Regions from separate parts of the Homo sapiens genome. Here region 1 is linked to region 2. Evidence: read pairs that join two places in POLR2A ChIA-PET (ENCODE). Cell type or tissue: GM12878. All regions are shown on one strand.

Evidence for each region. Peaks named below come from ENCODE experiments on the same cell type or tissue, not always from the same donor. Only the 100,000 strongest peaks of a DNase experiment are listed, where the experiment ranks them.
Region 1: POLR2A ChIA-PET joins it to region 2 with 8 read pairs; 6 of 35 experiments call an interaction of 5 or more read pairs at or near these places.

What each region holds. Positions count from the first base shown.
Region 1 is chr17:78,832,250-78,837,249 of GRCh38, reverse strand. It overlaps USP36 (ubiquitin specific peptidase 36), which reads left to right. Exons shown (of 21, transcript NM_001385174.1): 3 at 878-1,139; 4 at 1,749-1,970. The coding sequence starts at 887. Among named protein-coding and RNA genes, the nearest start is that of USP36, 6.1 kb to the left of the region's middle. In GM12878, no CTCF peak of the experiment used is centred here; no DNase peak of the experiment used is centred here.
Region 2 is chr17:78,726,366-78,731,365 of GRCh38, reverse strand. The region is part of intron 1 of CYTH1 (cytohesin 1); the gene reads left to right. Among named protein-coding and RNA genes, the nearest start is that of CYTH1, 53 kb to the left of the region's middle. RefSeq lists a silencer at 304-383. In GM12878, a CTCF peak has its summit at 3,323 (motif pointing left); no DNase peak of the experiment used is centred here; H3K4me3 peaks cover 3,921 bases; H3K27ac peaks cover 4,935 bases.

The DNA.
Region 1 (5,000 bases), 110 kb before region 2:
CTTCTCCTTCCTCACTTTTAAAAAGATAATTTGTACTCCAAGCACTGTGTAATGGAGATTAATACAAGCCACAAATATAATTTAAAATTTTATAGTAGCCACATTAAAAAGAAGCAGGTGAAATTCATTTTCATAATTTATTTAACTCAATATATATAAAATATTACCATTTCAACAGGTAACTGATCTAAAAATTACTGGGATGTTTTACATTCTCTTCTTATACTAGTGAGTATTTCTCTTCAAAATCTGGTGTGCATTTTACACTTATAGCACCTCTCAACCTGGACTAGCCTCATTTCACATGCTCAGTAGCCACGTGTGGCCTGTGGCCTTCATATTGAAGAGTGCAGGTCTGTACAGACATGCATGCTCATCTGACCTGCATGCTAATTCATTTATTGCGTGGGTGTGTGTGTGTGTGTCCGTTTGTGTGTGTGTGTGTGTGTGTCCGTGTGTGTATAACCAGTTTGTATGTGAGAATTAGTGTGCCCCTGTTTTGGAGCAGACATTTGGACCACGTGATGACCTTTGGAAGGAAATGGCACCAAGAATGATGTCCAGAGCCACTTGATGAGTATCTGATGAAGAGATGCACATGGCAGGGGCTGTCTGGCTGCCTCAGGGCCACTGTTGTCTGCTCACCTCTATTTGTAGTGGCATCTTATCTTTTTGTGGGGGAAATGTGAACTAATATGTCCAAGTGATTAGTGCTGGGTCTCCCTGTTTCCTTTGTGCAGCTGATCCAGGGGATCACTGATCCAGGGGAGCTTTTGTGGTGGCTAGCATCCATAATGACCAAAGAGGAGATCTTAAGAGATGTTTTTGTCCCGGGATTTCGTTATCTATGGCTCTATGTTTCTTCTTGTCCCCACAGTGATGCACCATGCCAATAGTGGATAAGTTGAAGGAGGCCCTGAAACCCGGCCGCAAGGACTCGGCTGATGATGGAGAACTGGGGAAGCTTCTTGCCTCCTCTGCCAAGAAGGTCCTTTTACAGAAAATCGAGTTCGAGCCAGCCAGCAAGAGCTTCTCCTACCAGCTGGAGGCCTTAAAGAGCAAATATGTGTTGCTCAACCCCAAAACAGAGGGAGCTAGTCGCCACAAGAGTGGAGATGACCCACCGGCCAGGAGACAGGGTACAGATGTGCAGTGTGCTGGCAGAGAGGCCCTCACTCCGGGGTGACGAAGTGGATGGACTTAAATATTGACTAATTAGTAGGAAAAACAAGAGAATGTGGTCAAAGAGTTATGAATTTTTACATGGGGTCAGTGGATTTCAGTTATAGAAGTAATGATACAGGGTTGGTAGCAAGGAAATCTGTGTGCTTGGTGGATCTGTGTACTTGGTGGGTCCTTGGACTTGCTGTCCCCCTATCCCAAGTATAATACAGTCGAAAGTCAGGCTTGGAACTAAGAAAGAGAAATGGGGTGGGCTGCATGTGGGCACAGTGTGGTGCAGAGTGCCAGGCCTGGCTCCTTCCGCCACTCAGTCTCTGAGCTGTGTCCTCCATCTATAGAGGGGCCCTTGAATTCTTTAGCCAAGCAGCCTAGGAGGTCCGTGGGATGGCTGGGTTTACTCCTGAGCTTTCCAGGAATGTCCTGTAAACCAGAACACCAGTTCTTCTCTGGTGCCATGTTCCGAGTCACTGCATGCTAAGTGTATGCTTCAGGAGTTTCTTTTTGTGGACGACCTGTGTGTGGACTTACGTCTTCCTCTTTTCTTCCCTTGTCCCTTTCTTCCTCAGGCAGTGAGCACACGTATGAGAGCTGTGGTGACGGAGTCCCAGCCCCGCAGAAAGTGCTTTTCCCCACGGAGCGACTGTCTCTGAGGTGGGAGCGGGTCTTCCGCGTGGGCGCAGGACTCCACAACCTTGGCAACACCTGCTTTCTCAATGCCACCATCCAGTGCTTGACCTACACACCACCTCTAGCCAACTACCTGCTCTCCAAGGAGCATGCTCGCAGCTGTGAGTGTGGGTTTGCAGCAGTGGGGTGGCTGTGGGTCCTCTGGATTAGATAAGCCCATGCACTTGTGGCACTGCTGCTCTCAGTCTGGGTCAAATTTAGGAGGGTAGTTCATAATGTATAGTAACTGATGAAACCTAAATTTGAATCATGCCTGCTGCAGAATGGGCCATGAAGGTGAATCGGTCAGGTGGGGCTGTGTTCGCCAAGCTTTTCTGTAAATAATTACCCAGACAGAAACGTTTTCAAAAGATACTTCCAAAATATATATATATATATATATACAAATATTATTTTTTTAGAGACAGTATCTTGCTCTGACACCCAGGCTGGAATGCAGTGGCTCCATCACAACTCGTTGTAGTCTTGAACTCCTGGGCTCACATGATCCTCCCATCTCAGCCTCCCAAAGTGCTGGGATTATAAGTGTGAGCCACCATGCCTAGCCCAATTGTTTTATGCATCTGTTGTTGTATCAGCATATCTTATGTGTATTATAAAACGTGCAGCCTGGACAACACAGCAAGATCCCATCTCTACAAAAACAAATCAAGGCCGGGCACGGTGGCTCACACCTGTGGGAGGCAGAGGTGGGCAGATCACTTGAGGTCAGGAGTTGGAGACCAGCCTGGCCAACATGGCGAAACCCGGTTTCTACTAAAAATATAAAAATTAGGCGTGATGGGGTGCACCTGTAATCCCAGCTGCTCGGGAGGCTGAAGCAGGAGAATTGCTTGAACCCAGAAGGTGGAGGTTGCAGTGAGCTGACCAAGATCATGCCGCTGCACTCCAGCCTGGGTGACAGAGCAAGACTCCATCTCACACACACAAAAAACAAATCGAAACAATTAGCTGGATGTGGTGGTGTGCTCTATTTGATTAAAATAGAGGTGAAATAAGATATAACTTACCAAAACTGAAAGAAATAGAAAGTGAAGAGTCTTTTAACTATTAAAGAAATTAAAGCATTGGTTAAAAATCTTCCCATAAAAAACCCCAAGCAGAGACAATGTTATTTCTGTGTAACTTTTTTTTTTTTTTGAGACGGACTCTGTTGCCTAGGCTGGAGTACGGTGGTGTGATCTCAGTTCACTGCAACCTCCGCCTCCTGGGTGCAAGCAATTCTCCTGTCTCAGCCTCCCAAATAGCTGGGACTATAGACGCACGCCACCACGCCTGGCTAATTTTTGTATTTTTAGTAGAGATGGGGTTTTACCATGTTGGTCAGGCTGGTCTTGAACTCGTGACCTCAGGTGATCCAACCGCCTTGGCCTCCTAAAGTGCTGGGATTACAGGTGTGAACCACTGTGCCCAGCCAATTTCTATGTAACTTTTAAGAAACAATTCCAATCCTTTACACGTTCTTCCAAAGAATAGAGGAGGAGAGAATCTTTCCCAGCTCATTCTATAAAGTTCCTATAACTCGGATAACAATAATAAGGAAAATGCGAGAAAGAAAATGGATAACCACAACTTCTTCACGAACATAGATATAAAAATTGTAGGAAAATACTACCAAATGACACAGTTTCTAAAAAACTGTAAGCAACTTATGTTTATCCTAGGAATGCAGGATGTTTTCATCGCAGAAAATCTCTAAGTAGAATTCTGGAGGGAGCAGAGCAGTTGAAAACACAGCTCAGGAGCCTGGCCTGTAGGGTTTGCTTCCCAGTTTGCCCCTTAGTAACTGTGAGTTTTTGAGAATGTCCCTGGTCTATGGAAGAATGAGACTGTCTTCCTTACAGAGTTGCGTGAGGCTCCGATAAATTCTGAGTGAGTCAAGTGCCTGGAGTAGCAGCCCGCAAAGAGGGAGTGCTATAGAAGTGACTGCTACTGGCTGGGCACGGTGGCTCACACCTGTAATCCCAGCTACTTGGGAGGCTGAGGCAGGAGAATCACTTGAACCTGGGAGGCAGAGGTTGCATTGAGCTGAGATCACACCACTGCACTTTAGCCTGGGCAACAGAACAAGATTCCGTCTCAAAAAAACATAAAAAAAAGAACACAAGATGGCCATGCAGTGGGAAGTGTTTGTAAACATCTTGCTAATTGCGATGGCTTCATAGCAGCAAAGGTTAATTATCAAGGCATAGTTGTTGAGATGAAGCAGCACATTGTTTGGGGGCGTTTTTTGGAGATGGAGTCTCGTTCTGTCGCCCAGGCTGGAGTGCAGTGGTGCAATCTCGGCTCACTGCAACCCCCGCCTCCTGTGTTCAAGAGAGTCTCCTGCCTCAGCCTCCCAAGTAGCTGGGACTGCAGGTGCCCGCCACCACGCCTGGCTAATTTTGTATTTTTAGTAGAGACGAAGTTTCACCATGTTGACCAGGCTGGTCTTGAACTCTCGACCTCAGGTGATCTGCCTGCCTCTGCCTCCGAAAGTGCTGAGATTACAGGCATGAGCCACCGTGCCCTGCAGAAGCACATTGTTGAGATGGCTAATTGTAGCCCCTATTTCCAGTGGTGACCTTGGTAATTTTGAGGTGGTTCTGGGTGGACTTTCAGTAAGATTTGACTAGATGGCTGTTGTTTTCGTCTCATGGTTTTGGCAGTAAGACTCTGCTATCCCAGGCCTGTCAGGGCTCTTCCACTGTAGAGCTGCCTTCCATTCTTGGTTTCTCTGCAGGATCTTTTTGAGCCAGTTGCCAACTTTGTGAGGATTAATTTAGTTAAAACTAGATAATATCTGTAAATCCCCGTAACCTGGCACAGGTAAGCTGCAGTTTGTTGCAGCATGTCAGCAGCAAGCGTGTGAGTAAGGCAGCCATGGCCATCCCTTCAAGGGGAACGCCTGGTCTTCCTTCCAATACCGGTCCCATGGGCCAGTATCACTGTGAAATATTAGTGCATCTTACTATCTTGGAACATATGAAGAGACGTTGTGGCCTTTTTTTCCTGCACCCCACTGGATCCTGAGTGACCCCTAAGTGGGCTTTGGCTGTGGTCTCCCCCTCCTAGCACATGGCATTTGAAGAGTTGAGGATCCTAAGGGGTGTTTGTTCTGACGAGGGTCCACTGTGCACGTGGCACGGAGC
Region 2 (5,000 bases):
CCATTAAGTAATTACCTGGGACAGAGTCACTAACAGTAGTGTAATCACAGACTCTTAAAGCCATGAGGTGCCTTAGAAGTTATCTAGTCTAGCCCTGGTCAGTTCTGCAAATGAAAGCCATTGCTGTGGCTCCTGGGAAGGACTCTGAAAACTGAGTCCAAATCAGCCAGGATTTTAAGTTTCAACAGCCACTGTTGAGTTATGCTGATCTCCTGCCTTCATATATTCCAAGTTACCTTTTTGTTTTTCTCCTGACTATGTGATGCGTTGATTCTGTAGCCCTAGGTAATACACTAGGGGAAAAATGGAGACAGAAAAGTCAAATTCTGCTTTCCTGTAGATCAGCTGGTGTGTGAGGACTTTCCCTAGCACATTCACTTCTTCCTTAAGAAGATAATTTCGTGCCGAGCGCGGTGGCTCACACCTGTAATCCCAGCACTTTGGGAGGCCGAGGCAGGCAGATCACAAGGTCAGGAGATCGAGACCTTCCTGGCTAACACGGTGAAACCCCATCTCTACTAAAAATACAAAAAATTAGCCGGGCGTGGTGGCGGGCGCCTGTAGTCCCAGCCACTCGGGTGGCTGAGGCAGGAGAACGGCGTGAACCCAGGAGGCGGAGCTTGCAGTGAGCTGAGATTGCACCACTGCACTCCAGCCTGGGCGACAGAGCGAGACTCCATCTCAAAAACAAAAAAATAATAATAATAATTTCGTAACTTGTATCATGTTCTTCCTTCCTCTACAGAGGAATCATGGAAGCTCAATTTCTGACCTAAAAAAAGATGCAGTGAATTTCTTTTTTTGAGTCAGTGACTGTTGTTTTTTTTTTGAGACGGAGTCTCGCTGTCGCCCAGGCTGGAGTGCAGTGGCGTGATCTCGGCTCACTGCAAGCTCTGCCTCCCGAGTTCACACCATTCTCCTGCCTCAGCTTCCAGAATAGCTGGGACTACAGGCACCCGCCACCATGCCCGGCTAATTTTTTTTTTTTTTTTTTTTGTATTTTTAGTAGAGATGGGGTTTCACCGTGTTAGCCAGGATGGTGTTGATCTCCTGACCTCGTGATCCGCCCATCTCAGCCTCCCAAAGTGCTGGGATTAAAGGCGTGAGACACCGCGCCCGGCCTAGTCAGTGACTATTGACGCCTTTCCTTCTGGTGTCTAAAGTCTCTTTCCCTTTGTGTTTTCTGTGAAGAATTGGGATTCTGAGTCACAGAATTCAGACGAGAGACCACATACGAAATCACAGCAGAATGGGTGTAGTTACAACAGGCACTTCATGGGCATTAAAACAGAATCCAAGGATGTTTCTTCTATAATAGAAATATTGGGCCAGTCTGAGCAAATATAAGTGGCTGGGGGCATTTCTGTATTTTCTTTGAATAAAAACTTCAACATCAAATTTTGTGTTAGTTGTGGATCCAGATATACAGATAGGCAGAAGAGGAAGAGTCCAGGCCTCCCCCACTCTCTTTCCACAGTCCTTGCTTTGAAAGGTGATTCCTGCTAGCAGTTTCAAGTGTGTCCTTCTCAGAAGCTCCCTGTGTGTTTAGCAAGCGTAGGTGTTACTTGTGAGAAGGTATTCTGTGCCATCCTGTTTCACCAGATGTGTCTTAGAGATCTTTTCATGTTAGCATTTACAAATCACCTCATTCTTTTAAATTACCAAGTAGTTTTTAGGTAGTTTAAAATTTTTGGAATTTGGGGAGCATATCCACTCTTAAGTGGAATTTAAGAATCAAATTCATAAGTTTGATTCAAATCAAATCAAAAGGTGTGTGCTCTTTATGTTTTGCTAGTGCCAAAAGGTTGTACCAGTTTACACTCTCCCAGCAGCACGGGAGACTGCCTGTGTAGCCCACTCCCCTGACAGTATTTCGTCTCATCTGGCATTCTGATTCCTGCCAGACTAATGGAAAATGGTATGTTATTCATGTTTTAATTTGCATTAAACACATAGTGACTGTGAGCATCTTCTTCTGTGTGACCATTTGTATTTCTCTTTTTGTAATCTGTCTTTTATATCCTTTGCTCATTGTATTCATCTTTGCTTTACTAATTTTTATGCTGCTTTCTTTGTGACTTAAATAAATTAACCCTAGCCAGGTGTGGCACATACTTATAGTCCCAGCTATTCTGGAGGCTGAGGTGGGAGTATCGCTTGAGGCCAGGAGTTTGAGGCTGCAGTGAGCTATGATCACACCACTGCACTCCAGCCTGGGTACAGAGTGAGACCCTCTCTCTAAAAATAATAAGTTAATTAATTTAAAAAAAGATATTAACCCTTTGTCATATGTTTTGTGAATTTATTGTCCTAGTTGTTTACCTTTTAGCTTATGGGATATTATTTTTCACTCAGAAGCTTTTCATTTTCATGTCGCAAATGAGCAGACTCACCAATATTATGACTATACTAATTCATGCTCTATTCTAGAATTATTCAGGTTTTATTTTACATTAACATCTTTGATTAAGCTAGAATTCATTTCAGCTTAGTTTTATCCCAAATGGCTAGCTGGCTATTTATTTGCTCAGCACCCTTGACTGAATAATCCTATTTTTCTTTACCGATTCAAAGTGCTACGTGTGTGTTTCAGTATTTCTTGAGTTTGTTTTCTGGTCTTTTTCTTCCGTTGCAGTTTCAATTACCAAAGCCTCACGTGCTTTAATCTCAGGTAGCTACACCCTCACGTTACCCTTTCTCCCTTTCATATTTTTCTGACTATTGTCATATATATTTTTTCCCATGTGAAGTTTAATATCCTTTTTATTATATTTCTGTAAACATCATGTTGGTAATGTAAATAATTTTTTTTTTTTTGAGATGGAGTTTCGCTCTCATTACCCAGGCTGGAGTGCAATGGCGTGGTCTTGGCTCACTGCAACCTCTGCCTCCCTGGTTCAAGTGATTCTCTTGTAATACCAGCCTCCCAAGTAGCAGGGATTACAGGCATGTGCCACCACACCTGGCTAATTTTGTATTTTTAGTAGAGATGGGGTTTCACCATGTTGGTCAGGCTGGTCTCAAACTCCTGACCTCAAGTGATCCACCCACCTCGGCCCCCAAAAGTGCTGGAATTACAGGAGTGAGCCACTGCACCCGGCGTAAATAATGTTTTTAAACATCGTGGTGTATGTACGAGAACTTTGATTACTGGGGTCTTTCTACCTTTGCTCAGGTCCCCTTTGTTTTCCATGTTTCTTTTTCCTGTCTAGATGAGAGGCTGGCCCTGCTGCAGGAACCAGCCTGGCTTGGGGAGGATTTACCAGTGTTTGGGGTAGAATAGAGTTTGTCCAGAGAAACTGACTATATCGTGCCACCTAGAGGTGGGCATCCATTTGTCGTGGAGGGAGGCCATAGGACACCTGCATGATATCAGGGACTCACTGCCCTCTCATGGGTCAGCACCTCTTCAGCTAGTTCTGGAGTGGGTGTGCTGCCCTGGATCTCAAAGGTGCAGAGCTTGGCCTGCCTTCTGCTCCTCCTCACTGCTCTCCTTGGCTGCCCCTGCCATAGGTCTCGTCTTTCTTCCTCCTACAGTTCTGCCCCCTGCATGGGCAGGAGATAGGGGACGGTCCAAGAGCAGCCTCATGAGAGCAGCCAAGACAGAGAAGAAGAAGCCTGCCCTCCTAACACACTGAGTTGGCACCAGAAGGATGCACTCGCCAGGAGGCTTGGGTCGGCCGTGCCTGCTCCAGCCTTGCCCTGCTGGTAGGTGGAGGCAGGGGGCCAGTATCCTGGACCTTCCCGCGACTTGGAAGGCTGGTGCCCTAGTCAGCTCCTTCTTACACCTCTCCCAAACTTTTGCAAACCCGGACTCGGGGCAACTCTGGTAAGGGTGATGTCTGGAACAGGGAGCCAGTTTGTTTCTATTTTGAGGTGCAGGTAGAAATGACCTTCCTTTCAAGAGATCTTCAAGGACTTCTCAGAGCAGGAACAGATGCCAGTTTTTGCTTCTTTGAAGAAGATTTTATGCTCCTAGCATTTACTAAAGAATAATGAGGCATTTTTAAGTGTAAGGAGTGGAATAGAATTTAAAGAAAAAAGTAAAAAAAACCCCAGGCCTCTGTTTTCATGGGACACAGAAGGAGGGGAGATTGAGAATGCTGACTCGCCTAAAAGCTTTATGCTTATCATGTCTGTGGTGCTTGGAGCCTGTGGCCCAGGTGATTTGGGGTTTGGGGACGCCTCATGGGCAGAGAGGACCTTTGAGCAGCATTGTGAATTCGTGGGTTTGGGATGCTGATGAAACTGCGAGATTTGAATGTATTCCTTGTGCCTCATTTTCCGCTTTAGAAATAAAATGATTGATGCACATTGCCCTTGCACGCTTGTCAGAGGGTCACTTTCTGGTTGCACCTGTCCTTGAGCCTGAGAGAGAGAACTGGAAAGAGGATGGGAAGTCAGTAGTGGTTTGGGGAATTAGTGCTGGATAAGGATGGTAGTTGAAGGTGTGAGTTGGAGTAGGGCAAAAAACCACTTATTTCTTTGCTACCGCTTCTGAACAGGAGTGCAGACCGCGGTGCAGTGAAGACTACGCAAAGCTTCCAGTCCCTTTTCTTTCTCATGGCGCCTGGCTGCCGCTTCTTGCTCTTCCAGAAGAGCTTCTTTATCTCTCGCCCAACTCAACAGCAGAATAGAATCCACCTGTCTCGGTGTCAAATTCAAAGGCACCACAGTCTGCCTGGAGCTTGCTCTTCCAGACTCTGTCCCTTGTGTTGCCCTTTCCACCTCTGCCTGGACTGCCCTCTCCCAGGCTCTCGCGTGGAACCGTCTTGGACTAACCTGGGCCCTGCTCTTCTCTGAGCCCCACTCCGCATAGCACCTTGCAGACAGCATTTATTTGGCATTTACGGGCTGCCTGTTTCTTTTTTCTTTAAAAGGAATAGTAACACATGAGCTCTTGGAGGGCCGAAACCATGTCTTTTCAGCATTGTGTCTTCCACAGTAACTGACAGGGGGCCTCTTCCACAGTAACTGACAGGGGGCCTCGTTTCCATGCA